2 separate regions of the Homo sapiens genome follow, and region 2 is linked to region 1. The links are chromatin loops, found by intact Hi-C in ENCODE. Cell type or tissue: heart left ventricle. All regions are shown on one strand. Links, peaks and the distances in the headings refer to the core of each region. The heading gives the core; the rest is flanking DNA.

What was found. Hi-C counts contacts between places; a loop is a spot of excess contacts. Peaks named below come from ENCODE experiments on the same cell type or tissue, not always from the same donor. Only the 100,000 strongest peaks of a DNase experiment are listed, where the experiment ranks them.
Region 2: it touches region 1 in a loop (2.5-fold over the local background); 36 of 110 quality-filtered maps call a loop at or near these places.

Annotation. Positions count from the first base shown.
Region 1 is chr16:50,351,084-50,359,083 of GRCh38, forward strand. BRD7 (bromodomain containing 7) reads right to left here. Exons shown (of 17, transcript NM_013263.5): 3 at 3,710-3,839; 4 at 3,342-3,399. LOC124903785 (small nucleolar RNA U13) reads right to left here and starts at 1,209; the gene lies at 1,106-1,209. In heart left ventricle, for the core only: a CTCF peak has its summit at 3,984 (motif pointing left); no DNase peak of the experiment used is centred there; H3K27ac peaks cover 383 bases.
Region 2 is chr16:50,237,826-50,253,678 of GRCh38, forward strand. It overlaps a transcript of ADCY7 not described here. Among named protein-coding and RNA genes, the nearest start is that of ADCY7, 21 kb to the right of the region's middle. RefSeq lists enhancers at 6,502-7,214, 7,215-7,926, 8,640-9,351 and silencers at 8,202-8,461, 8,482-8,721, 8,802-8,861. In heart left ventricle, for the core only: a CTCF peak has its summit at 8,249 (motif pointing right); DNase peaks (open chromatin) are centred at 7,941, 8,357 and 8,696; H3K4me3 peaks cover 1,976 bases; H3K27me3 peaks cover 2,103 bases.

The DNA.
Region 1 (8,000 bases), core at 1-8,000:
AGAATAACAGTAAAAATATGGTTTAAAAAATAACAACTTCTTTAAAAACATATTTACCATGTTGCTAGTCCCAGTGGTAGGCACTTGACATATTTTATATCGAATCCTCACAAAAGCCATCAAAGTGGTGGTATCCTCCACTACCGGAGGATACTGAGGCTCAGTGAGGTTGAAATTATCTATCCTGAGTCATGCATTAAATAAAAGAGTAGAAATCTGACTCAGGTCTATGTGAATCTGCCTTTGTTTTTCACAGCAGGATGCCTAAGCAGTGAGACTAAAAAATGACAACAAGCAAAAATACATAGTCAGGACCCATACATCAAAATGTGCGCTGTCCACAGGAGTTACCGTAACGGCAGCATTCACCCCTGGGTGGCCTCCTGCAGCTACCCTTTGGAGGAAATTATCTAACTCCTAGGTCAGTCATTTTAATACAGAGCCCCATCTAGTTTTGACCAAAAATGCTATTATCAAACTTGATCAACTAGATTTTTTATTTTTTAAACCAGGCTTAGCTCCTGGTAAGGATGAAGAATCATCCAATCACTAAAACTAATCAAAACAGTGTGGCTCTGGGTTCTAATTCCCAATGTCTTTAGACTAAGAAATACTTCCTGAAGTGTTTTTTCATTAAGACTTTGTTTCTAATTGACATATAATAATTGCACATATTTAGAGGGTACAGTGTGATGTTTCGACACATATATACTAACATACATATATACAAGGATACTTCGGTGTATCCTTGTATGTATGTATGTATGTATGTATAAGGTGTAATAATCAAATCAAGGTAATTAGCATATTTATCACCCCAAACACTTGTTATTTCTTTGGAATAAGAACATTCAAAATCCTTTCTTTTAGCTATTCTGATGTATATAATAAATGGTTGTGGACTGCTGTCACCTTACTGTGCAACAGAAGACCAGAGCTTATTCCTCCCATCTAACTGTAATTCTGTACCTGCTGACCAACCTCTACCTTTCCCTTGCCTCTGGTAACCACTGTTCTACTCTCTACTTCTATGAATCAACTTTTTAAGATCCCACATGAGTGAGATGATGTCATATTTGTGCCCTCACCATATTTTCTGTCTTCACATCAGATGGGTAATGTGCTGATGTTGTAACAAAGTTTGAGGGCGGTATATCTCACAAAGGAACATGAAAACCCAATCATTACACTTATGAACTACAAAAGGATCGTGCAGTATTTGTTCTTCTGTGTTTGGCTTATTTAACATGATGTCCTCTAGGTTCATCCATGTTGTTACAAATGATAGTATTTCATTCTTTTTAATGGTGGAATAATACTCCATTGTGTATACATACCACATTTTAAAAAATGCATTCATCCATTGATGGGCACTTAGACTGATTCCATCTTGGCTACTATGAATAGCACTGCAATTAACACAAGAGTACAGGTATCTCCTGGACATACTGATTTCATTACCTTTGGATATATACCCAGTAGCTGAATTGCTGGATCATATGGTAGTTCTATTTTTAATTTTTTAAGGAACTTGTTGTCCATAATGGCTATACTAATTTACATTTCCACCAACAGTATATACAATTTCCCTTTCTCTACCACATTCTTGCCAGCTTTGTTTTTTTTTTTTTTTTGTCTTTTGATAACAGGCATTCTAATTGGGGTGAGGTGATTTTGACTTGCATTTCTCTGATTATTAGTGATGGTGAGCATTTTTTCATATACCTGTTGGCCATTTGAATGTCTTCTTTTAATTAAGTCATTTCTTTTAAGGTGACATCATTAACCTACATTCTGGCCTTACGTTGCAAGAAAAACTCTAAGGCAGCCATGACATTTTACAGTCACACCTTGTAAATTGCAATGGAATACCCAATACCTATTCACTCCTTTCGGACAAGTAGTGAAGTAATGAACAAGTTATTTAAATATAAAGACTAGATGTAATTTTTCTCAAACACCAAAAAAGAAGAGAGATCAGTAAGTTCTTTTTTTTTTTTTTTTAGAAAAGATCTCATTCTGTTGCCCAGGCTGGAGTGCAATGGTGCTATCACAGCTCACTGTAGCCTCAACCTCTTGGGCTCAAGTGATCCTTCCACCTCAGTCTCTGGAGCTGGGACTACAGGTGTGTGCAACCACACTAGGATAATTTTTATTTTTTTGTAGAGATGGGGTCTCACTATGTTGCCCAGGCTGGTCTTAAACTCCTGGCCTCAACTGATCCTCCCACCTCAGCCTCCCAAAGTGTTGGGATTACAGGTGTGAGCTACTATACTCGGTTAACTTCTGATCTTAACTGCAAACCTGAACAGGCATTGAATACAGATTACATTAGAGAAAAATTATTTACAATGTGTTCTGGGTTGACTTAAGTTCAATACAATGAAAGAAAGTCCACTGTAAAAATGTATGATCTACAACCATAAACCCTTTGCAAATAATGGAAATATCTTTGAGCTGAAAATTTAAACTCTGAGTAGAGAGATATCAAAATAAATATATTTTATTTATTTATTTATTTATTTTTTGAGACGGAATCTTGCTCTGTTGCCCAGGCTGGAGTGCAGTGGTGCAATCTCGGCTCACTGCAAGCTCCATCTCCTGGGTTCACACCATTCTCCTGCCTCAGCCTCCCAAGTAGCTGGGACTACAGGCGCCCATCACCATGCCTGGCAATTTTTTTTTTTTTTTTTTTAAGTACAGATGGGGTTTCACCATGTTAGCCAGGATGGTCTCAATCTCCTGACCTCGTGATCTGCCCGCCTCGGCCTCCCAAAGTGCTGGGACTACAGGCGTGAGCCACCACACCCGGCCCAAAATAAATATTTTAATAAAGATTGAGTTATTCTTTTCCCTTTTAAGAACTCAACAGTAGCTTAATCTAGGCACTGAAATTTTTAGAACCAATTTCTGCATTTAAAAGAAGGCCATAATTCCTATTTATGGTGTTTTATTTTTTCTCCCATACTTAATAATTGCTAAACATTTGTGGCATGATAAGCATTGTACAAATACATAGAAGGTATTTCCATCTATTAGCAAAGTGGAAATATCTGTATTGTTTATTCCTGGCTTAAAGTTTTAACATCAGAAATTACTTTAGAGACAGAAATTTGTCATTAAAAGTATTATGTAACACCCTTCAAGTTGCCAGGGAAACAAACCAAATAAAGAATATCTAAAAGTTAGCCTAGCCTCTTGGAGTACTTCTGCTGCCAGGCAAAATATTTATCATTCACTTTAAAATCACGTATGTTTGGAGTTAGGCACAAATGTGGTTTGGATCCTACACATCTACCATTTTAATTTCTATGTTATAAAAATATTGGAAAAACATTTACCTCTGCAATTGTCTCATCAGTTGATTCAAAGCTTCTTGAAGGGGTGTCTGTTCTACTTCTAAAGCAAAGAAGAAGGGAAAAGGGTATTTTAAAAAGGAGTATTCTAGAGAGTATTATTTACTAGATCATTTTCTACAACCATTATTAAATATCTCATACAGAAATTCCATTTATCTTAAAAATATATTGAAGTTTGAGAGTATTAATCCAAAATTGAAGCTAATTTAAAGCTCTTATGCAGTTTGAGAGAAAAAACTTAAAAATTCAATCACAAAGCTCCAACTTAGAAGCTAAAACCCCACCATTTTCCTGAGCTATAATGATTTCAGCCTCCTCATTCAGGATAGTTAATTCAGAGTTATTCCAACCTTCTTGTTTGGCTAAAGAGCTTGTGAGAGGCTTCTCAGGAGGCAAGTCTAATCTCACAGGGGCGTGACACTGGAGATCTTTTTCTGCCTCATTCTCCACCCGGTCTCGATCTCGCTTCTTTTTATCCTCCTAAATGGAACAAAGGGAGATAATTTAGAAATATTTCAGAACCAATATCTTTAAATACATAAATCATTTTAAGGGGTAAAAAGACATCATTGTAAAGAAAATATTCTTAATAACAAGCTCAATGTACTTTACTGCCATCTACTGGAAAAGGAGAGAATAATACGTTCACGAAGGAAAAAACAAAGGGGGTCTCTATGCCAGAAATAACCAGTTAGAAAAACAATACTATCCAAAAAAGCAACATAGTGTATATAGAAATAAATCTAATAAAAGATACCCAAAACCTTTTGGGAAAAACTGTGAAACATTACTGAAGGTCACAGAAGGCCTGAATAAAGGAGATATACTATGTTCATGAATTCAGAGTCAATCCTCTCTCAAGTTATCAATACATTCGATGTAATGCCAATCGAAATTTAAAAACAAAAATTTCCATGGAATTCAACAAGCCAATTGCATTAATTTACCTCGAAGAGTGAACGATTAAGAACACAATAGTTTTGAAAAAGGTCAGAGTAAGATGATACGTCTTACCAGATATTATTTGTATAACGTGATAATAAGACAATGTGGGTCTGACACACAGACAAATAAGCCAACAGAAGAGATCAGAGCCCAGAAACAGACCCATGTACATAGAATAATCTTAGTATATCACAGAGGTGACATTATAAGTCAATGACAAAAGGGTGGTGCTGAGACAACTGTTACCTGAAAAGAGAAAATAGAATTTGAGCTCTACTTCATGCCATACACAAAAGTGAATTCCAGATAAAGACTTAAATGTACAAAGCAAAGCTTCAGAACTTCAGATAAAAGAAAAGCATCTTTAAGACCCAAGAGTAGAAAAAGACTTTCTTAAAAAGATATAAAATGAATAAATTTTAAAGGAAAACCTTGATAAATTTGATATTAAGTTGATAAATTTTGGTACCTCAACAAAATCCATGAACCAAGTTAAAAATCTAACGATAGACTGAGATAAAGTACTTGAAACACAACTTATAAAACATTAAGGATTCCATGAAGAGCATCTATAAATCTATGCAAAAAGGCAAAAAATCCAAAAAAGAAATAGATAAGTGATATCACAGGTAACTCACAGAATAAGAAATGTGAAATGTTGAGAACATGAGAACTAGCTCAAGCTCCCTAGAACTTGGGTAATTATAGATTTAAAAACTAGAAGGCATTTCGCCTCTCTTTGGCAACATTTGTCTGAAATGTCAAGTTTTGATAAAAATGTAGAGAAATGGGATTTTCATACCTTGCAATTGGGTGAATAGGAACAATCCTTAGCAGAGCAATTAGCAATATCTAGCAAAGCTAGCAAAGCCTTTAACCTACTTCTCAACTGCTACTCTCTGTGCATATACCAGAGAAATTTCCTGTCGTATGGTCTACATGGAGACTTGTAAGAGATTACTGCAGCATTGTTTAAAATAGTAAAAAATAGGAATAATCCAATGCCTATTAAAAGGAAAATAGATTAATAAATTGTGTCATATTTACATAACAGGTAATGTAAATGAGCTAAAATTGTATTGTATCAACATGGATAACATTCAGAAACAATGTCTGAAGAAAAGTTGCAGAACAATTACTGTTACAAGCTATGTATGAAAATGTGTAAGCATACATTGTTTACAGATGTATGCAGAACTTGTAATTATAAAAACATGCATGTGATATACACCAAATTCAGTACAGTGGTTCTATCAGAAGGAAAGACAGAAATGGGACTCTGAAAGGGTATAAGGGATCTCTGTCTGCCCTCTTCTTTCCTTAGGGGAAAAAAAAAATATATATATATATATACACACACACACACACATATATATATGGCTAAATGTTGAGATCTGTTAAAGCTGGATGGTTGGTATCAAGATGGTAGTTTTATTATTCTCTGTACTCTGCATTCTTAAAATTTAAATTCTGAAGTAAAATTGTCCAACAATGCCCATTTTATGCTCATCAAAATCAAGATTCTCAACAGGATCTTATGGACTCAAAAAGCTATTTTCTTGGCCTATGCCCTATTTTTTATTTCTAGTATCTACAGCAATGGTTCTCAAAGCATGGTCACCAGACTGGCAGCATCAGGATTATTTAGGATTTTGCAAGAAACAAAAATTTTATTTTGCAAGAAACAAAAATTCTTGTGGTTCGCAAGCTTTAGTGTGCATTAGAATCACCTGAAGGTCTCATTAAAAACACAGATGGCTGGGCCTTGTCCCTAGAATTACTGATCTGCAGGTATGGGGTAGAGACAGAGAATTTGTACTTTCTAACAAGTTTCCAGGCCATGTGGGTGTTGCTGGTACAGGGACCACACTTTGAGAATCACTGATCTAGAGCTCTGCACTCTATTTTCAGAATCCAAAGCACCTAATACAGAATATATGGTTGTTTTAAAAGTTCCAGAGAGCAGTTATAAACTGAACTCATGCTTGATCCCAGCTACCACTGTTAGTTGGTTAATGTATTTTTACCACCTCACAACATATTCTGTTGCAGTAATTCTTAACTTTGGAAAATTTTAAATCCTTCGTCCAGAAATACTGGTATGGATCTTGGTAGGCTGGCAAGTTTAGAAGATCCATTCTATGAAATAACAGCCACAGAGACACAGATTCCTTCCTATTAAATGTGACCTGTGAAGAAAGGACAGCTTGAGAGGCAGTATGCATTCTCCCAGGTAGAAAAAACTCATCCAGTGCCAGTGCCAAGAGTCTAGAACTGGGGCCAGCAAACTTTTTGGTCAACGACCAAACTGGGCCAAGTGCAGTGGCTCGTGCCTGTAATCCCAGAGCTTTGGGAGGCTGAGGCAGGTGTACCACTTGAGGCCGGGAGTTTGAGACCAGCCTGGCCAACAAAGCGAAACTCCATCTCTACTAAAAATACAAAAATCCGCTGCGGGTGGTGGTGCACGCCTGTAATCCCAGCTACTTGGGAGGCTGAGGCAGGAGAATCGCTTGAACCCGTAGGTAGAGGTTGCAGTGAGCCAAGAACGCATCACTGCACTCCAGCCTGGGCGACAGAACAAGACTCTGTCTCAAAAACAAAACAAATCAAAACAAAACAAAAACCCAAAACGGCCAAACTGTAAACATTTAGGCTTTGTGGCCCATTAAGTTCTGTCACAACTACTAAACTCTGCTTTTGTATTATAGTATGTGTTGTAGTATGAAAACCACCACAGATAAAATGTAAATGAATTAATTTGGTTGTGTTTCAATAAAAATTTATTTACAAAAACTGTTGGCCAACTTGCTAACCTATGCTCTAAGAGTCCAGCTTCATCCTTAAAACACTCTGCTGGCTGGATGCGGTGGCTCACCCCTGTCATCCCAGAACTTTGGGAGGCCGAGGTGGGTGGATCACTTGAGCTCAGGAGTTCGAGGCCAGCCTAGGCAACATAGCGAAATCCAGGAGTTTTGGTGTGCACCTGGAGTCCCAGCTACTTGGGAGGCTGAGGTAGGAGCATGGCTTGAGCCCAGGAGGTGGAGGTTGCGGTAAGTCGAGATTGCACCACTGCACTCTAGCCTGGGCAACAGAGCCAGATCCTGTCTCAAAAAAAAAAAAAAAAGAACAAAAAGAATAAAGTAAAAAACCACTCTGTGACCTTAGGCAATTCATTTACTCTCATCAGACCTCTTTACCACATGCAAGATGGAGATTTAACTGTTATTATTTATCTTACAGAGTTGATAAGATGGTCAATCATAAACTAGCCAAGTGGAAAAAGTACCAAAGGAGGGTATGTTTCTGAACTACCCCTACCTAGTATCTTTACCTAGTTATCCTGGTCTACCGTAACCACTTTATCATTCAGTAAAGCAAAAAGTCTTTGGGGCTAGGGAGTCCAAAAGAAAAAAAGAATATAAAAACATATGCTTGGAAACTACCCTAAACTGAATAGAGATATCATAGCATGTTATTTCCAGACTGAGAATCAGGAGATCTAGCTTCTAGTTCACCAGCATATGACTTTTAACAAGTTACCCCACTGTTTTAGTCTCAGTTTCCCATCTGTACAACACAAGGCTGTGATCTCTACAGGTCTCTCTCCACCTAAAATTCTGATTCCAACCTTTACATTTTCTTTTTCATAATTCAGAGTATGTTGCAGAATCTTGTTGTGAATGTCACTTATTAAAT
Region 2 (15,853 bases), core at 4,491-12,490, 110 kb before region 1:
CGGAACTCAGGTGAGAAAAAGAATCCAGTTTTGGGGGACAGAGAAGGCAGAGTACTGCCTCAGATTTTGTTGGGAAAATCTGTGGGAAAATATGTTGGAAAAGAGAGGAGGATAAAATGTAGCTGTGGGACTGATCTCCCTAAGCCAGAGCAGTGCAATGATAGGTTTTTAAGGAGATATTTTCCTTAAAATCACTTTCTTAGGCTCTCATTATGTGACTGTAGAATTTCTGCTTTAATTGGCCGGGTGTGATGGCTCACGCCTGTAATCCCAGCACTTTGAGAGGCTGAGGCGGGTGGATCACTTGAGATCAAGAGTTCGAGACTAGCCTGGCCAACATGGTGAAACCCTGTCTCTACTAAAAATACAAAAATTAGCTGGGTGTGGTGGCACGTGCCTGTAATCCCAGCTACTCAGGAGGCTGAGGCAGGAGAATCGCTTGAACCTGGGAGGCTGAGGTGGCAGCGAACCGAGATCACACCACTGCACTCCAGCCTGAGTGACAAAGACTCTGTCCCCCCCCCAAAAAAAAAAAAAAAGAATTTCTGCTGTAATTTCTATTCTTTGGAAAAGTCTTTTCTCGGGGCTGGGGTTCTCCCTGTGTTGCCCAGGCTGGCCTCGAACTGCTGGGCTTAAGTGATCCTCCTGCCTCGGCCTCCTAAGTAGCTGGGATGACAGGCATGTGCCACCACACTCAGCTCAGTAAGTGCATTATGAGATGTACTATGTTTACCAGTTTGGCTTAGGAATGCAATCTTTGACTTTGAAGTTGGAAGAATTTCACCTTTTAACCTTTCAAGTAAAATGCTTTATATTTCTTGCTTGTCTAAAGAAACCATGTTAAACCCAAACTAATAATCTAATAATTCATTTGAGAAGTAGTATAAATTTGTGTGTGTGTGTTGCAGAAGACCTTTTTTCTTGTATTGTAAATTGACAATATATAATTATGTATGTGTGTGCAAGTGCATGTGTGTGTTAAAGCAAGTAACTACTATTTGAAAATGTGAGAGTAAAATTTTGTTGAAGAGGAACCATCCAACGCACAGCTGAGACTAGAGGTAAAAATGCCTTAATGTTTAATGTCAACATTAAAAGGAAAGGAGAGAGTTATTAAAAGTAGCAAGTGGCTTATTTAAATGGTGTATCAATTTTCAAAAGAGTTATTGCTCAATTTAGATTGTAAACCACTTTGGTACTTAAATCACTCAACAGGTGGCCTCGGGAATGTGGCTTTCCACAGCACCCTTCAAAATAGTCACAAGGTGGGTTACGCCACACATCTTTGTTTTTAAGAGTCCAATTTAAGAAAATTGTGCTTTCACGTGCCAGACATCAGTGCCTAAGATGTCTCTGCAGGGAGATGTGAGGTTAGCAGGTGGCACAGGGAAGCCTGTTGAGACAGGTGCTTAAGCAACACGGCAGGGCACAGGGAGGGCTGCAGAGGTGCTGGGGAGGTGGGCTGGGCCCTGCCAAGACAGGTGAAAGCAGGTGGATAGGACTAGGGCACCAGTTTTGTCACAGTTTAAACACAAATAGTGTTTTATTTTATTTTTTTTAAATAGATAAGTCTGGCTGTCTTGCCCAGGCTGCAGTTCAGTGGCTATTCATAGGTGCTATCATAGCACACTATAGTCTGGAGATCCTGGGCCCAAGCCATCCTCCCACCTCAGTCTCCCAAGCAGCTGGGACTACAAGCACTTTGTCCCCCATCCCTCCTTCTACTTTCCCCCTTTTCTAAGGCAGCTATTTCCAACTTTTTGTGTTTTTCTGAGGTGCTGTGTTTACCTCCATGTCTCTAAATAATAGACCTCTATTGCCACGTCTTGATTCTTGATTTTTAGTTCTTGAAATTGTGTTGACTTCCTGCCACCCCTGAACTGCTTCTGTGCCCTAGCCTCCCAATAGAGTTAAAATGAATTTCGTTTAGCTCAATAGTCAGTGTTCACATTATAGTGACTGTGTAAGGGCTGTTCTTATCAACTGAGCTGTGTAATATTTCTTTATTTATCATTTTAAATTTTTTTTGAGGCAGGGTCTTGCTCTGTTGCCCAGGCTAGACTGCAGTGGTGCAATCAAGGCTCACTGCAACCTCAACCTCCTGGGCCCTAGTGATCCTCCCTGCCTCACTGTCTGATTTTTTTTGTTTTTTGTTTTTTGGTTTTTTTTTTTTGAGACAGAATCTTGCTCTGTCGCCCAGGTGGGAGTGCAGCAGGGTGATCTCAGCTCACTGCAACCTCCGCCTCCTGGATTCAAGCAATTCTCCCTCCTCAGCCTCCTGAGTAGCTGGGATTACAGGCATGTACCACCATGCCCAGCTAATTTTTGTATTTTTAGTAGAGATGGGGTTTCACTATATTGGCCAGGCTGGCCTCAAACTCCTGGCCTCAAGTGATCCACCCGCCTTGGCCTCCCAAAGTGCTGGGATTACAGGTGTGAGCCACTGTGCCCAGCCTGAACTGTGTAATATTTCTTTTTCCGTGCAAGTTCTTTTTGTTTTTCCTGAGTTTTTCTTTTCCATGTTGTTTACTAATTCCCCCTAAACTATGCCAATGTTCTAAGCCCCTCCAAATGCTTAGCACATAAGGTATTTTATCACTGTCATCTTCTCAGAGGCACTTGTCCTGGAGTTTCTGGCCAGCTGTGCCCAGCACACAAACTTCATCCTAAATGACGCTTTTCTTCCATGCATCCCATGGGGCAGCTCCTCTCCTATGTGTCTTATGTTTCCCTCTTTCTTGATAAACTGTTTCCTTTCATTGGTGCTCATCCCCCAGTAGCTTTCTGGAAGCGTGCAGGCAGTAGACATCCGAAAATATTTTTGTTCTTCATTTACACTCAATTGTTAGCTTGGCTGGATATAGAATCCTGAGTTGAAAACATCTTTCCTCCAGAATTTGAAAACATTGCTTCATCACTCCCAGCGTTGTTGTGAGAAGTCTAAAGCTAGTTGTAACCTTTCTTTTTGAAACTTTTGGGATCTCCTCTTTGTGTTCTGAAATGTCACTATTATGAAAGTTAGGCGAGTCTGTTTTCATCTACTGCACTGGGAACTTGATGTGATGGGGCATCTGATGTGGTACTGCATGTCCTTCAGTCCTGGGAAACTTCTGGAATTATTTTTTCCCCTCCTTTCTGTTTTCTCAGGAACTCCATAACTATTCAGGTATTGCATCTCCTGAACTGATCCTCTCATTTTAGCTTTTCTTCTCTATTTTCCATCTCTGACTTTTTGTTCCACTTCCAAACTTTCTGTTGTTTTTAAATTTCTGTTATCATGTTTTTACTTTCCAAGTCCTTTTCTTGGCCCCAGATGTTCCTTGTTAAAAAAAATAGTATCCAATTTTGTTTCCTAGTTACAATATAGGTTTGGAATCTCTGAGGATATGAATGGTATCATTTTGTTAGGTTGTTGTCTACCTGCATAGTCCCTGTTAGCTTTTTTCTCATTTGTTGTTTTGGACTCTCTGTGGGGTTGAGGCTGTCCATGGATTTCTGGTGATTCCTGGTTACCTGCACATATTTAAGAGCTGGGGGGAAGCTCTGTCAATCAATATGGCTAAGTCAGTGGTGTGCTTCTGTAAGAATTAGCAGGCTGTGGGGTTCCCCAAAGAATTCCTCCAGCCTGGGGGTAAGGCTCTGGGCCACCAACATCCTGGGAGCTGAGGGTGGAAGAGGGCTAGTGTGAGGTGGGGGGAGGCGTGTGTCCCAGCCTTCCATGTGAATTTGCCTTTAAAGTTTTCCTGTTTTCAGTTGGGTAGCCCTGCCCACAGCTGGGCTTGGTGTTCCCCAATTCAGAGACTGTCTATTTTACCTTCTTCCAGAGAAAAGGCTTACCGGTTCCTGCTGGGGTAGGGGAAGGACTGGCACTCTTAGCTGCTTCTTAAATTTTCTTTTTTTTTTTTTCTTTTGAGATGGAGTTTCACTCTGTTGCCCAGGCTGGAGTGCAGTGGCATAATTTCAGCTCACTGCAACCTCTACCTCCTGGGTTGAAGCAATTCTCCTGCCTCAGCCTCCTGAGTAGCTGGGATTACGGGCATGCACCACCACACCCGGCTAATTTTTGTATTTTTTTTTTTTTTTTTTTAGCCGAGATGGGGTTTCACCATGTTGGCCAGGCTGGTCTTGAACTCCTGGCCTCAAGTGATCTGCCCGCCTCAGTCTCCCAAAGTATTGGGATTACAGGCATGAGCCACCTGGCCTTCTTCCCTTTTCTAATTAGAAATTATGGTTGAGCGCGGGGCCTCACACCTGTAATCCCAGCACTTTGGGAGGCCAAGGTGGGTGGATCACCTGAGGTCAGGAGTTGGAGACCAGACTGGCCAACATGGTGAAAACCCATTTCTACTAAAACTACAAATATCAGCCAGGGGTGGTGGCGGACATCTGTAATCCCAGTTACTCCGGAGGCTGAGGCAGGAGAATCGCTTGAACCCAGGGAGGTGGAGGTTGCAGTGAGCCAAGATCGTACCACAGCATTCCAGCCTGGGCAACAGAGAGACTCTGTCTCAAAAAAAAAAAAAAAAAAAAACCTCATGAGCAGTATTGCCTGTGCTTAGGCACTCACTGAGCTTCTGTCCTGTGGCGAGCACCACTGGAGGAAGTGTGGGAAAGCAGGGAGCTCTTCCTTCCTCGGGGACAGGCAGCAAGGACCATCTGGCTGAGGAGGCTAACGCCACGCTCTGCGTAGTGATGCATCAGGAGGCTGTAAAAGGACTGAAAGGACAGGCACCGCTCAGGAAACTTTTATATTCTCCTACTTGGCTGTTGTTCTCATTGCCTGGTGAAGGGCAGGATTAAGGTGGCCGAAATACATGACTGTTAGCTTCTGTTGTGGTTGATTTTAAATTTTTAAATCTTCTCGTTGCACAAGTGAAATAAAGCCCCAAACTCTTGCCCACCACAGAAAGTGACTCGGGCAACACATGCAGAGTGCCCTGGAGCAGTGGGCACTGGGCACTCATAAGTTAGGAGGGACCCCAGGTCACTGCGTTCTGGAGCTTATCAACACAGTGGATAATTAAAATCATAAACACGGCTGGGTGTGGTGGCTCATGGCTGTAATCCCAGCACTTTGGGAGGCCAAGGTGGATGGATCATTTGAGGTCAGGAGTTCGAGACCAGCATGGCCAACATGGTGAAATCCTGTCTCTACTAAAAATAACGAAAATTAGCTGGGCGTGGTGGTGGGCGCCTGTAGTCCCAGCTACTTGGGAGGCTGAGGCAGGAAAATCGCTTGAACCCGGGAGGTGGAGGTTGCGGTGAGCTGAGATTGCGCCACTGCACTCCAGCCTGGGAGACAGAGCAACACTCTGTCTCAATGAATAAATAAATCATTAAAATCACAAACACATTAGATGTGGACATCTGGAGACTTCCTCATCTGGACAGAGACATGCAACTTTCAACAGCAGCTCTTCCGTGTGCATTCAATTTCCCATGCATACTTCTCCACTCCAAAATTACTAACGTATTTTCTCTTATAGGTTTCATTTTCAAACACAAATATCTTTCCTCTATTAGTTTTTGTTTGTTTTTTTAAAAAGACAGGGATCTTGTTATGTTGCCCAGGCTGGTCTCAAACTCCTGGGCTCAAACGATTCTCCTGCCTTGGCCTCCCAATAGGTAGGACTACAAGCTCATGCCACTGCTGGTGTAAAATTTTTTTTAAATAAAAATTAAACGAATTTTTATTAAAAAAAATTTTTAGGCCAGGTGCAGGTGACTCATGCCTCTAATCCCACCCAGCACTTTGGAGGCTGAGGCAAGAGGATCACTTGTGCCCAGGAGTTTGAGACCAGCCTGGATAACATAGTGAGACCCTGTCTCTACAAACAAACAAAATAACCAGATGTGGTTCTGTGTGCCCATGTCTCGCTATGTTGCCCAGGCTAGGGTGCAGTGGTGCGATCACCACTCACTGCAGCCTCCACCTCCTGGGCTCAAGCGATCCTCCTGCCTCAGCCTCCCAAGTAGCTGGGACCACAGCCACGTGCCACCAGTTTATCCAGCTGTGGCTTTAAAAAAAAAAAAGGCGCCATTCCTTTTCCTTTCTGATTTGAAGTGCCATCCTTGTCACAAATTAAACTCACCTGGATTTTAAAAATACTGCATATTCCCAGACCCACCCAAGGACCAGAATCTCTGGGAATGGGACTCCAGCCTTATTTGGAATCCAGTGCCTTAGAGCCTTGCTACCCAGTCTGCCAAGGACCAGCAGCATCAGCGTAACCTGGGAGTGAGACAGAAGTTAAGTCTCAGTACGGACCCAGTTCTGCTGAATTCGAAACTGAGTGGAGCCCAGCCATGTGTGCCTTCACCAGACCTCTGGGTGAGTCCGTTGCTGGTTACCATTTGAGAATCCCCTATTGAGGACTGAGTATCCAACGGGGTGATCCCGCTGACAGGTCCACAGTGGCGATGAGGACCATGGGGATGATGGATATGTCCCGAAGGTTCTGATGGGAGCAGTTATGCAGGCACGGTGTATAACTCACTTTCTCCAGCTCTGTTTTCCTGTCTGCTGTCAGGAGACTTGCTCATAGATTTGCGTGAAGATGACACACAGATGACGGGCTGGGAAGTCATAGCACTGTTCCACACACCGGAAAGGGCTGAGGGCTCCTGGCTTGGAGAGCACTGAGTGTGGGTCCCAGCAGGACCCTCCCTCCATAGCTGGCTCCGCTCCCCTCTCTCTTTCCAGGGCTGACCTTGGCAGAGGTCACCGTGACCCTGAGGCACTGGCTGTTCTGAAGGCCTTGGGGAAACAGGTGGGTTTCTTCGTTTTCAAGGTTCTGCTAAAGGGGTGGGGCTGCCGGGGGTGGGCGGTGCTTTCGGAAGCTGGCTCTGCTGATGATCCTATTACCTTTCTTCACTGCTGCCGGGATTCCCATTACCGGCGCAGGGAGGCCCCAGCTGCTCAGATCTTCCCGGGTGAGCCCTCAGGATGCTGCAGTGACCCGGCCAGGGCCCTCCACGGGGAGGCCGATGAGTAGTGGAGTCGCACCGGCCCAGAGAGCCAAATGCCACCATGCTTGATGCCCGGGGGCTGCACGAGCCCAGAGGAGCTGCCTGACCAGCGCGGGAAGCCGAGAGGGCTTGCTGCTGCTGGGATGTAAGTCTCAGGTGGGACCTCTCTGTGGCCATCTGGAGTGGAAATCAGAGGCTCCACCTTCCAGCCTCGGCCATCTGATTTCTCAGCATGGTTTCAACGTGGGTGGCCTGAGGCTGGGTTCCAGGCCCACCGCGGGGGGCAACGCCCTCCCACACCAAGATCTCTCCCCTCTAGGGTGAGCCGGGGTAGCAGGCTCCAGGATTCCACCATAGGTTCCCAGTAGATCAGCGTTTCTGCTACCTGTTTGTCATAGATTTCCTCCGTGCTTGTTAAACTACAGACTCTCTGGCCCTTTCTATGAAGACCTGCTAGGGCCTTGGGGGTCGGACCTGAGAAATCGGCATAACAGGTGCTTCTGTAACCCCTCTCAGTGAAGTGGGAACCCCCAATTCCTGGGTACCAGGGAGCTTTAGACCAGTGGGAAAGGGCGGGATTCATGGGGGTCTGCGAGTGAGAAATGCCCTCGTAGACTTGATTACTCCTGCGGACGACCTCCTCTGCCCCTCCCAGGGTGACTCACAGGAGGCTTTCTTGCTCACCCTGTCTGAGTTTCTTGGAAACAGAGCAGATTTTTTTTCTGCCAACACTGGGGCCCCACCCTGGGTTGCAGGGATCACAACGAGGTTACAACACCTACTTTCTGAGGACACCTACAGGGGTGGTCGCTGTCATCTCCCGCCCCTGAGCCCTGCCATAGGAGGTTAAGGCCTGAGTGAGACGTAAGGCGGGACCAAAGCTCCCCCGGCTTGGGAGGAGGGCACTGGCCCGCCGTCTGTGGATCCTTCCAGAAACACGGGCGCTCCTGCAGGGGGAGGGGAGGCCTGGGGCAGAAACACTGGAAGAGTTTGCTAGAAAGTGTTTCCCTCTGGGGGTGGGGCCGGCCTGGCGCTCCCCAGCACGTGCGCGCGGTACCTGGAGAAGGTCCTGCTGGGACGCCTTTCCTTCCTGCGGCGCCCCGAGCTTGCCCGGCCGCTCCCTCCCGCGGCAGCGCCTTTCCCACGGTTCTAGGGGAGCTGGGGTGGGGTGGGGTGGGGTGGGGCGGGGCGGGGACAGCTGCGCTTGCAGGGTGGACGCGGCCTCCTGGGCGCCCCCCAGCCCCCAGCCCCCCGCCCCGGCTCCCGCCCCCGCGCCCCAGGCCTGGGACACGCGGCCAGCGGGGGGCGCCTGCGGCCGCTCCTCCTTCCCCGCCCGCGGTGAGTGCCGGGCCAGCCCGCTGCCACTGGGGCGGCCACTCGGGCGGCGGTGGAGCGGGAGCGCGCAGCAGGTGAGCGCGGGGCGCGGGGGAGCGCGGCGGGCGGGCCGGGGATGCGCCCGGGGTCGGGGGTGCCCGTGGCCGCTGCCCCTCTCCGCGCGGTCCCCACACAGGCGGGCGGGTGGCCCCTCTCCCGGCCCGCCCTTCCCCGGCCTCGCGGGTGCCCGGCGGTGGCGGCTCCTGCCCGGGTGGGTCGGAAATGCTCCGAGACCCCTCCCTCGGGCCACGACCTCCTCCCTTAGGCACGGCCAGGAGACGCTTCCCAGACGCTGCCCCAGCTGGCGCCCGCTTTCCGATAACAAGACTGAGACTCGAGGGAGGCCGCCCGGCCCCAGACCCCTGTGGTGGAGCCCGACTGGCTTAGGGCACAGAAGGGGGCTGGCTCGGGGCGGCGGGGCCTGTTGGAAGCAAACACTGCACAGGGTAGCAGCCTCTGTGGGCGCAGGACCGGGCTGTGGGTCTGCAGCGCTCCCGCCGGAGCCAGCAGCGAGCAGGACCCCTCGGTGGCCAAAGGGGACCAGGGTCCAGGGGAGAGTGAGCCAGGCCCGGCCCCTGCCTCGGACCCCAACCGGGAAACCCAGATGCCTTGCACATGAGGAAGTGACAATGGGAGCCGACCCCGGGTAGGGGAGAGAGGCTGGAGCCTCTCCATGGATTGGAGTTGTTCCCTTTACTGGTTTATGTCTCAGGTCCCCTCCCTCAAAGGCCAGGAACTCCTTTCTGAGTCCCAGAGCTGAAGCTGGAAATGACCACGTGGGCGCCGTGGACAGAAGTAGAGCCCTTAAAATGAGGAACAGGATACCCTGTGTGGTCGGCTGAAGCCCCCTCGGGCCTGGTCCAGAGTGATGCTCCAGAGATTGAATGAATGAATGAATGAATGAATGAATGCATGACCAACAGGACTGTAGTGAACTCCGGGTGAGGCTACAGCTGTGGGGACTTAGGCAGGGGCTTTGGGCCCTGAGAGGAGGGGGTTCTCAGGTTCAGTGAATGCCTTCAAACGTGGGCAGGTGCCCTTGTAGAAGGGAGTTTGTGGGCTGTGGAGCTGGGGACAGGCTGTGGGGAGGGGTCAGACTCCAGGTCTATGGGGGGACCCCACAGGAGTGGCTGACTGGGCCTGGGGAGCAGAGGTGAGAACCCTGCATGGTGAGTTGGGTCCATATGCGGAGGCAGGATTTTTTTTTTCTTGAAACAGGGCCTTGCTCTGTCCTCCAGGCTGAAGTGCAGTGGCACAATCATGGCTTACGGCAACCTCCACCTCCCAGGCTCAGGTGATCCTCCCACCTCAGCCTCCCGAGTAGCAGCTGGGATTACAGGTGTGCGCCACCACGCCTGGCTAATTTAGTAATTTTTTTTTTTTTTTTTTTTGGTGGACGCATGGTCTCACTATGTTGTCCAGGCTAGTCTTGAACTCCCGGGCTCAAGTGATCCTCCTGCGTCAGCCTCCCAAAGTGCTGAGATTACAGGTGTGAGCCACTGTGCCCAGCCTTTCTTTCTTTCTTTCTTTTTGACTCCTGATTTTATGATTCAGTTTCTTTTCCATCTGAAGCAGTCTTCTGTGGCTGGGAGCCTGGCTTCGCAGGACCAGGTGTTCTAAAGCTGCCTCTCCTCTGCTCGTTCGGGATCCCCAGGTGCTGGGTCCTCTTCCCTCAGCAGCCACACAGGCCCTAAGTGCCCTTGGGCTTAAAAGAGTGGGTACTTTTGGGCTTTTTACAGAGGAGAGCAGGGAGAGCTGAGGCTGCTGAGCCCTCCCAGGGAGCCCTCCAATTTCCCAGGCCCTTACAAAGCCCCTGCGTATCCCTTGTATCTTTAATCATAAGTTAGGCAGGACCCAAACGACCAGTCCCATTTGCAGATGAGAAAGCGGAGGTCCTCACAGGTCTGGTAGCAAGGAGCCGGGCTGTTCTCATGTGTTCTTGGTGGAGCTGGTTTGGGTCCACATCAGCGAGCCTGAGCTCCATCCCTAAATGCAGAATCAAGTGGGCCTGGTGAGTGCCCGACCACGGGCAGCACACATTCCCTGCCCTTGCCCCGCCCACCTCTCCCTCTTCCTGTTCGTACCCCATACCCAGAAGAGCCCTGGGGCTTTGCTCCTGACCCCCACCTCTTGGAGCCCCCTTCTTGATGGGCACAAAGGAATGTTGCTGATGGAGAGGGGCCTATGTCCCCTCCTCCCCATCCCTGCTGAATCCAGCAAGGGGTGGCCTGTGTCTGGGCAGGAGGCAGAGAGCTGAGTTAGGCATGGGCCCTGCCATGGCCAGTAGGGGAGACCAAGTGGATGCACTTTGACGCCAAACACTCACACTGCAGGCAGGCTAGGCTGTGCTTTTGCGCATTGAAGGGTAGGCAGGGGCCGTTACTTTTTACAGATACCCTGTATAAAAATTTAGGGTATCTTTGGGGGAGTTCGTGGACAGATCATTTTCTTATTTAGTCGTGCTTTCTGTGTTTTCAAAATTGTCGGCAATGAGGAAGAAAAGCAAAACTTTATTCCCTTTGTGTTTGCTCTGGTAAATTTTCAAGAGCAGTTCTGCTGCATCTGAATCTTAGAATTGGGTTTGCAAGATGAGGTCTGGAGGCTGATGCCAGTTTCTGAATTTGACAGGATATCACGTGGTGAGGTTCCAGGATTTTGAGGTATTTCAGTACACAATAGCCTCACAGCCTAACAGAACGGCCTGGGACTCAGGTGGACGATACCCTTTTGGTCGGTGGCAGAGCTTCATGTCACCTCTTCCGCTGTGTGTCTGCTGGGATCTGTGGCTCATGGCGGTTGGGAAGCTATCTGGGTCCTGCCTCCTCTTCCCAGATACTGCAGACTGTGTGTGGCCCCCTTGAGTGCTTTCTGCTCTCTGCGTAAGAGCCTGCACCACTCCCACCTCCCAGGCCTTGCCCTTTGCTGTGCCTTCTTCCTGTAAGCCTTCCAGCATGGTCCTATTGTGTGTCTTAGCAAGTACTCAGGCTCTGGCCTGGCGCAGCGGCTCACACCTGTAATTCTAGCTCTTTAGGAGGCTGAGGCAGGCAGATTGCTTGAAGTCAGGAGTTTGAGACCAGCCTGGCCAACATGATGAAACCCCGTCTCTACTAAAAATACAAAAATTAGCCAGGCATGGTGGTGTGTGCCTGTAGTCCCAGCTACTTGGGAGGCTGAGGCATGAGAATTGCTTGAACTCAGGAGGCAGAAGTTGCAGTGAGCCGAGTTAGCGCCACTGCACTCCAGCTTGCTCTGGGCGACAGAGCAAGACTCCGTCTAAAACAACAACAACAACAACAACAACAACAAAACCAAAGTACTCAGGCCCCTCTTAGACAGTTGACCTCATGGGTTCCCCCTGAGCCCTGGTCTGTGGGTTAGGGATGTGGCCTGCAGGTGATTATGACTTCAGGCTCTGCCTTTTGGACCTGGACATTTGGGCCTCGACTATACTGTAAGGGGAGAACATGGCAGGCACTCCTGGCCCCAGCCCTCTAAGGCCCTCGTTATCGCCCAGTTTGCCAGGAGGTGGGGAGGCTCCTCTGCAGGTAAGCACATTCTTTCTCTGGAAATGGCTATGTGGGGCCCTGCTGGGGGAGGTGGTGGGCATCTGGCCAGGGCCATTGCCAGGTGTGGGGAGCGGGCAGCCTGCGGCCCAGCCCATGTGTGCACAGGAGGGTGCTCCTTCAATTAATGACCACCTGCTGAGTGAGGTGCCTTGAGCAGCTGTTTGCAGAGGGAGCCCCTGTTCAGTTAACAACAAAGGTCTTTCTTTGGAAGCTCTTGGGCCTGGAGGACAAGAGCAGCACAAGCTCTAAAGAGAGTCCCCTGGGCTTGAGTCCCAGCTCAATGTTTGGTAGCTGTGTGACTTTGGGCAAGTGCTTCAACCCCTCTGAGCCTTCAGTTTCTCACTTATACAATGCGGACAGTAAGAGTGCTTATCTCAAAGGCCAAGGATTTAACCTCCAGGTTAAAGGACACTGAAGAGAGGTGACAACAAAATGAATTGGCCGGGTGGGGTGGCTCACGCCTGTAATTCCAGCACACTGGGAGGCCGAGGCGGGCGGATCACTTGAGCTCAGGAGTTCGTGACCAGCCTGGCCAACATGTTGAAACACCATCTTTCCTAAAAATACAAAAAATTAGCTGGGCATGGTGGCTTGTGCCTGTAGTCCCAGCTACTTGGGAGGCTGAGGCAGGAGAATCGCTTGAACCCGGGAGGCGGAGGTTGCAGTGAGCCGAGATCACGACACTGCACTCCAGCCTGGGGGACAAAGCAAGACTCTATCTCAAAAAAAAAAAAAAAAAAAAAAACCTAAAATGCAGTATGTGGCCAGGTGCAGTAGCTCACATATTTAATCCTAGCACTTTGGGAGGTTGAGGTGGGTGGATCAGGAGTGTGAGACCAGCTTGGACAATGTGGTGAAACTCTGTCTCTATTTTTAAAAATAAACAATTTTAAAACAAATTTTAAAAATGCAGTATGTGAGCATATGGTGGGAAAAAAGGTATAAAGCACATCAGTGGGATGGTTGATAAAATTGGGTATGGGCTGTAGATTAAAGTATTGTATCAACATTAAATGATCTGATAACTGTTTATATGAGCCCTTGATCTTTGGAAATTTGCAAGGCTAAAGAGGCACAGGGTAAATGTATAGATATAGAATGAGGCAAAATTGTACAAATAGGCAAATCTGGATTAAAAAGTATAGAATTCTTTGTACTTATCACTTCTGAAAGTTTTTTGAAAGTATTTCAAAATACAGCTTTAAAAAATGCCTGTCTTGCCAGGTGAGGTGGCTTACACCTGTAATCCCAGCACTTTGGGAGGCCAAGGTAGGAGGAACGCTTTAGGCCAGGAGTCTGAGACTAGCTTGAGCAACATAGCAAGATTCTGTTTCTTCCCAAAAAAAGAAAAAAAAAATTGCCAGGTGTGGTGGCACACGCCTGTGGTCCCAGCTACTCCAGAGGCTGAGGCAGGAGGATCACTTGAGCCCAGGAATTTGAGGCTGCAATGAGCTATGATCACTCTACTGCCCACTAGTTTGGGTGATAGAGCGAGACCCTGATTTAAAAAAAAAAAGAAAGAAAAAGAAAAAAAAGCCTGTCTTATGAGATTGTGGTGTGATGAAATGACATTACTTCCCGGTACTTAAAACAGCCTCTGGCACTCATCGAGCATTAGCTGTTATTGTTGCTGCCGCTTTTTGTTATCTTTAGTATGGGCAACGTGTGTCCCATCTCCTGTTGCCATGATCCTGAGGGGCAGGCCTTGTTTCTCCACTTTACAGATGACACAGTTGAAGCCCAGAGAGGTGAAGTGGCTTGCTCAGGACACCGCAGAGGCCAGGGCCGTGGGAGGAGGACTGCAGAAGTGCTTAAAGTTTATTTTGAATTAATCATCAACATTTGAAAACCACAAGATTTTTACATAAAGCCTAGATTTCTAGTTTCTTTTGCCAACTTAGAAGGCCTGTACCCCTGGCCACGTTGCTGCATGGCAGCTACCGGTGGAAGCTCGGCAGGGTGGCGCCTCACCCAGAGCTCGGGCCTCCAGTGTGCCCCAGTCCCCACCTAGCCAGCCAGCCTTGCCTGTCATTGTCCCCGCCTGGCCTCCGGGGGCTCCCAGTTCACTGTCCTAGGAAGTGATCGCAGGGTGCTGGGCCACAAAGCTTGGGTTCTCCCCTTCCCCGGCCTGCTCCCCCACGCAGAGGGCATAGCATTGCACTGCCTTGACTCAGCCAGTATTTGAGCACCTGGTGTGTGTGGGCAATGGCTGGGGGCTTCAGGCGAGGAGGAAGAGGAGCTGAAGCTTTGGGGCTCCAGCCTGCTCTCCTGTCACAGTCCCAGGCCTCTGTCCATCCCTCCTGCAGCCTCAAATGTGTGCCTGGCCCTGAAGAAGGGGTGCGGGGTGGCTCGCTGACCACGCCTTGAGGACGGTGCAGGAGGAGCCCCCGGGCTGCTGTTTTTTTTCCTTTTTGGGTGTATGTAGGCAGGCAGTCCTTTCTCTGTGCCGAGCCTCTGGTTCTTCCTATGTGAGATGGGGCTAGACCACCTTCCTGGAGGGTGGGTGGAAGCAGGAGGAATGGGACTTGTCAGTGTTGAGCAGGGCTGAGCTCTGCACACATGATTGACATGATGGTTTCATTCCAGTGCTTGGCTTCTAATGCCACTGGTCCCCCGCCAGCCTGGCTTCGGGGCCAGCAGGAATGGGTTGAGCAAAGGCTGGCAATAGGCATGACCCAGGGTGTGGGGTGGAGGCAGCCACTGGGTAGGCATTGTTTGTGTGCCTGGGCAGGCATTGTTTGTGTGCCTGGGTAGGCATTGTTTGTGTGCCTGGGTAGGCATTGTTTGTGTGCCTTCGTAGCTGTGCCTTAAGGTCATCATCTCACAGAGGAGGGGACAGGCTCAGTGACGATGGCAGGAGCTCACCTTGGTGAGTTTGGTGTTCAACAGATGGGGAAACTGAGGCTCAGAGAGGTGAAGTGACCCTCAGAGGTCCCATGACCAAGCAATAGCAATGCTGGGACTAGAAGCCAGAGTTTCTGCCTCCTGGGCTAAGGCTCTGGGCTCCATTCCCAGGAGGAGGAAAAAGCTCGTTTCTTATTTTTAAATGGTTTTCATTTTTTAAAGTACAGAAACAATTCACATTTAGGTAATGAAAAATCAGAAAATATAAGTAATAAGGTGGGGAAAAAACTTCTTAATAGAATTGGAACTCGAAGTAACCCATTAACATATTGGTGTATATTCTTCCAGACTTCTTTTCTTTTTTCAACATATTACAAGAAAAAAAGTTGAGCATTACAACTTTCTTTATTGTCCTCTAAGGGGAGTTCTGTCTGCCCCAGGCTTTGGGTGTGGAGTTGGGGGTCAGGGAGGTTAAAGTGTTACAGACATCAGCAGCCCAGCCTTTGACACAGGAGGTGCCCTGCACGATTTTCTCTGTCCCCTGTTGCAGACATTTCGGTTGTTTCCAGCATTTTCGCAGTTAGAGAGCTGCACTAAACAGCCCGTAGCTAAGTCCTTGCATGTAGTGGGACTGTTTCTTTAGGGTAAATTAAAACGAGTCCATTTCTTTTTCTTTTCTTTCTTTTTTCTGAGATGGAGTCTTGCTCTGTCGTCCAGGCTGGAGTGCTGTGGCGCAATCTCGTCTCACTGCAGCCTCCGCCTCCTGGGTTCAGATGATTCTCCTGTCTCAGCTTCCTGAGTAGCTGGGATTTACAGATGTGTGCCACCATGCCCGACTAATTTTTGTGTTTTTAGTAGAGACATGGTTTCACCATGTTGCCCAGGCTGGTCTCAAACTCCTGGCCTCAAATGATCCACCCCTGCCGTGGCCTCCCAAAATGCTGGAATTATAGGTGTGAGCCACCGCACCCAGCCAAAAATGGGTCCGTTTCTTACCTTTGTGGTGCCCTCAGGCTGGACCCAGGTTTGTGGTGGGACCACGTCTGGGAGTGTGGAGGTCTTGGGCACTGAGCGCTTTCCACTGCCCACTCTTTTGTGGT